Regions from separate parts of the Homo sapiens genome. Here region 1 is linked to region 2. Evidence: chromatin loops called from intact Hi-C (ENCODE). Cell type or tissue: PC-3. All regions are shown on one strand.

The links. Peaks named below come from ENCODE experiments on the same cell type or tissue, not always from the same donor. Only the 100,000 strongest peaks of a DNase experiment are listed, where the experiment ranks them.
Region 1: a loop joins it to region 2, with 15 times the contacts of the local background. A loop is called at or near these places in 2 of 110 quality-filtered maps.

Annotation. Positions count from the first base shown.
Region 1 is chr1:59,498,841-59,501,340 of GRCh38, forward strand. The region is part of intron 6 of FGGY (FGGY carbohydrate kinase domain containing); the gene reads left to right. It overlaps LOC124904192 (a long non-coding RNA gene), which reads right to left and starts at 2,192. Exons shown (of 3, transcript XR_007066139.1): 1 at 2,113-2,192. In PC-3, no CTCF peak of the experiment used is centred here; a DNase peak (open chromatin) is centred at 981; H3K4me3 peaks cover 822 bases; H3K27ac peaks cover 1,808 bases.
Region 2 is chr1:59,595,592-59,598,091 of GRCh38, forward strand. All of the region lies in intron 8 of FGGY (FGGY carbohydrate kinase domain containing), which reads left to right. Among named protein-coding and RNA genes, the nearest start is that of MIR4711, 140 kb to the right of the region's middle. In PC-3, no CTCF peak of the experiment used is centred here; a DNase peak (open chromatin) is centred at 1,020; H3K27ac peaks cover 1,905 bases.

The DNA of each region.
Region 1 (2,500 bases), 97 kb before region 2:
CATTTTGGCTAAATGCCAACTTGGCAAATTCCACTCCTCCCCCGGAGGGACTGCAAATGCCAGTGTCCTCCTTCATTCAGGAGTGAGGTCATTGTCTGTGTGGTTAAAAGTGGACACTTTCTGCTGCTTCTGCTTTTGCACTGTAGTAGAAGTTTCAAGGAGCTCTATTTTACAGTTCCAAATTACCATCCCTCCCCTCTTTAATGCTTCCAAGATGGATAGTCTCTCACCATAGGTTAATGTTTAGATTTTGATCTCTATTTCTCAGCCCCCCAAATCTGGATGATCCTCTGGTGCCAGAGCTGTTGCATGTATCACCCCTGGACACTTTCTTCTCTGCTTGAACCAGAGAATAATTATATATAGTAGTTCCCCCTTGTCCATGGAAAATACCTTCCAAGACCCCCAGTGGATGCCTAAAAACATGGGTAGTACTGAACCCTATGTATACTATGTTTGTTTTTTTTTTTTTTTTGATCTGGTAACTGAGAGGATTACTAAGCGGACGACAGGGAGGTAGTGCCTACAGCATGGATTTGCTGGACAAAGGGATGATTCACATCCCAGGTGGGACCAAGCTAGATAACGTGAGAATTCATCACACTATTCAGAATGGTGTGCAATTTAAAACTTATGAATTGTTTATTTCTGGAATTTTCCATTTAATATTTTTGTACTAGAGTTGACCATGAGAAATTGAAACCATGGAAAGCGAAACTGCAGATAAGGGGAGACTGCTGTGCTAGAGTGCTATAGAGGATTTCATTTGGAAAAAAAAAGTTTTGGTCCTGGAAAAAAAGTTTAAGAACATAGTCGTATTCCATTTCTTCATATGTTTGAGATATTTCTGGCTTTGGTGAAACATAGGCTAGGAAAAGAACCTAACATCTTATTAGTGTAACTGAACAACAGTAACAGCAGACTTAGCCTTTCTTCCTTATGTGCAACATTACCTGTGACCTGACTCTTGAAACATAGCTGCTATTAAAGTACAAGTGAGTCATGCATAGCAGCTTCTCCTTGCCCAGTTAATTTCTCTGTAAAATCTTTACTCTCTTTTATTCATGTATATATATGTATGTGTGTGTGTGTAAATATATACATATATATGTTTGTATTTCCCTTTAAGGATTTCAAACACAAAGACCCTAGTCATTTGATTGTCTCTGTACTGTCGAATTTTGCCTACAACCCTGACTGTAGAGACACATTGTTACCTGTTTTCCATATTCTGTCTAGTAAATGCTTGGTTGTCAGGACAACGGCATAGAAGGTGGAAGCTCATTGATAACCACGTGAATTCTTTAAACAAATATGATCAGAGCAAATTCCAGGGTATGCTTGAAAGTAGATTTAAGGAAGAGCAAAGGTTTCAGACATATCCTTCCTTTTATAAACTTGATATTCATCTTTAAGGATCAGCAACAGTTGGAGTTACTCATAATTTTATTTAAAATCCTGAATAAAGATATCACCTTAGTTTTATGGTACGTTTGTCATTCCAGCTTGTTAGGCATGAGTGTGTTGTTACTGACAGAGCCCCTGGAGGACAGGCAGACACTGTGGTTCTCCATGGTCTCTCAGTACCAGGCACAGAGCAAGCACCCAATACATATTATAGGAATAAATGATCTCAAATCTTCACAGTGCCTCTTATAGATGGCTTTTATGATATATATCTGCAGAGAAACTGAATTCAGGGATTTTAAGTGCCTTTTTTGCAAGGCCCTTAAAGTTTGGGAAAGTAGGTGCATGGAATTAGAACTCAGATTATCCTGACTTCTAAGATCACACTCTTCATTGTAGCACACTGCCTTCTTGCCAAAAAAAAAAAAAAAAAAAAAAAGGAAGAAACATGTAAAAAGACAGACCATTTCTAAGATGAAATGTGTGCTTTTCAAAACAATAGCAGAAAACCTTCTTCAAAGGTAAAATAGTTGGAAATAGAAGAAGAAATAATATGTAATTTAGCGTTCGTTGAGGATAAGCAATTAATCCTGCCCTCCAGGGGTGAATTTATGTCTAGCCTATTTGCACATGAAAGTACAAGTTGGGCTTCATTTCTATGCAAGTAAGACATCTGGTTGGGAAGTGAAAAATTTTGTCAGTTACCTGAATCATGTTTGGTCTACATGATAGAAAAGCCCCTGATGTCTTCAGATCACCAGAAGACATTTGGCATTGTATAGTTAACACCAGATCCACTGACTGAGTGGTTCACCTGAGAGTTGCTGCTTGACATCCTGTAGATTCACCCATTGTTAGGAGGCTGTTACCATTTTGTAAGTCAGCAGTTTGCAAACAGTAGTCCAGACGAGAAACCAACGCTGGCCCTTGACAAAGTGTTCACTGGTGTGTGATGCAATAAATACATGAGGTCATAAAAGGAAGTGTATTTACCTTAAAAAAGAACATCCTTTATTTTGAGATCCTCTGCTTCCTATGTTTTTAGTGATACAATTTTGTGTCAAATAAATCCTCATTGTAAGATTTGGTTTTA
Region 2 (2,500 bases):
AGGCAGAAGAATCCTTTGAACCCAGGAGGCAGAAGTTGCAGTGAGCCGAGATCGCGCCATTGCACTCCAGCCTGGGTGACAGAGTGAGACTCCATCTCAAAAAAATAATAATAAAAAATAAATAAAAACCACAATCTCTATTTAAGCCACTCTCACAGGACTGACTGTACCCTATATCATGTCATATATTTGACAGACAGTTGCTTTTCTTCCTTTTATTCTTCTAAAGAAGTCCAGATGAGCCCCAGATACAGGTTCATACCCTAGATAGCCTATTCCAAGGGTTAAAATCAGGCCTGCTTCACATCGAAGGCATTTTGTTATGATCTGTTCATAACAAAAGCTGCCTCCTGGCTGTTGCCTGCAGCTGAATACTGTTACTCTGAAGCCATCATTTCATTTGTTTCTGATTGTTCTGCAGTGTTTACATACCTTACATATTAGCGTGATCTTTTATAGAGTACAGGCAGAGGTTAAGCCCTCCCGGATCCACTTTCCCTCTGAGGGCTCTTTCTTCTTTTTTACTGTCCCTTGCCTCTGTGTTACAAACCATTTCTCTTTTATAGAAATTCATTTAAATAGAAAAACAATTTTTAAGTGTTTTCTTTTTTTTTTAACATGAGGCTCACTTAACATTTTTAGAAAATGTTGAATATGGAGAAGAGGGAAAAGATACCACCAAAATGTGTGATTTTTTTTTTCTTTTTTCCTGACATAGGAAAATCCCATTACCTCTCTTGAATTTACCAAGGGACATATTCCATTTAGGGCATAGAAGGACCTGGGCTGCCTCCAGACCTAATGTGGAAGAAGGTGCTGTCTGCCTGCTATTTCCTTGCTTCTCCTTATTTCAATCTTTTTTTTTTCTCCAAAAAAAAAAAAAAGTGACTTAGGAAGGATATGGACTTGTGAGTCAGATTTGGGTCTAAGTCTTGGTTCTGCCCTATGTGTAATCCCAGGAAGGAACTTGAGTTGATTTTCTGAAGCTCAGTTTCCTTTTCCATTAAAACTGGGAGTGACTCAGGCTTGCCTAGTATCTTAGCTGGAAGAATGTGTGTGAAACTGGCCCACCTTTCACAGATAGGTCACCCTGCTGATTGCAGTGGCTTCCAGGCACCCAGGCCTGGGAAAGATTCACAGGCCTAGTCCAGACCTGGCAGGAAAGAGGCTGTGAGCAGTTCTGCCTGCCGCAGATGTGCTGGCACATGTACCGCCGTGTGCTGCCCCAGGTAACATATCAGGCAGCTAGGGAATGTAGGCTTTCAGACCCTCTCTCTTCAGTTCTCTTCTGCTGACTTCCTCCCATCCAGCCATCATACTTTCTTAATCCTCTCATCAATCCCCTTTGTTATAGAGAAGATGGAAGGGTTAAATTCCTTCACCCTCATCACTTCCACTGATATTTGATAAACACCTCTCAGTTCATAATACTTTTGCACTCAAGCAGGGGAGCTACCCAGGTGTCTATGGAAAGTTTTGAATTCTTTTTGCCTATTCAGTTTAGTCTTCTCATTTTCTATCTGGCCAGAAATGGAGAAAGTGTTTTGAAGGTCAGGATTCTTCAGGTCTAGACTTGTAGGGATGTATCCTGAATTCCTCTGAGCTAAGCCTGAGAAGCACAAGTGGGTTCTATTGGGAAACACTTCCAAAAGGCAATGATTGATGCTTATGCACAGAAATTCTGACTTTTAGTAAAAGATGCTTGGATATAAATCAAGCAGGACTCTCCTTGCCTTTATACAATATGCGGTAAACAGGGTAAATCCTCAATTTTACTTATGCCCACTGACAGATCTTACAAGTAGAAATTAACCCATCTGAGTGATCGTGTTGATTCTTTCTCCCTCTTCTCTAGAGCCATTATAACCTCTGTACCCTACTTCAGAATTCTAATCAAGATAGTGTCAAGTCTTTTAAAAAAAAGTTAAACCCCCACATGAGCTCCAATCCATAAATAAGAAACTCACCCTGGCTTGTATGGAGGTGATGATATTAACACAGGCTACATTTCTCTGGGTCACTGAATGTACCCGGCACTGTACCAAGGCCAGTAATAGACTGTGCCACATTTAATCTTTACAGATCTGTAAGAGAGGTCTTATTTGTCCCATTTTTCAGATGAACACCCCAAAGACCAAGGTCACACAGCAGAGACTCTCGGCTGGAGACTGCCCTCAGGCATCCTTTTAACGGAACTCTAAAGTCTGCAGGAGGGAGCCATTTTTCCTACCAGCCAGTTTAGAATCAAAAAAGAGCATTGGTTTTGCCGTATTAGAGAACTAATTCATAATTAGTACTATGCTCACTCCTGGAGGATTTGACAGAAATAGAAGATATGGTTCTGACTCAGGATCCACCTCACTACGTGATGTCAGAGCAACAGAGCTAAGACTGCAACTGATGAGTATTGTGCAGATGGAGCACGCTACCTCCTCGTTAGCTCTCTCCCCTGCACCCACTCTGCCCCACCCACTCCTCCTCCCTTGCGTGATCCATAGAA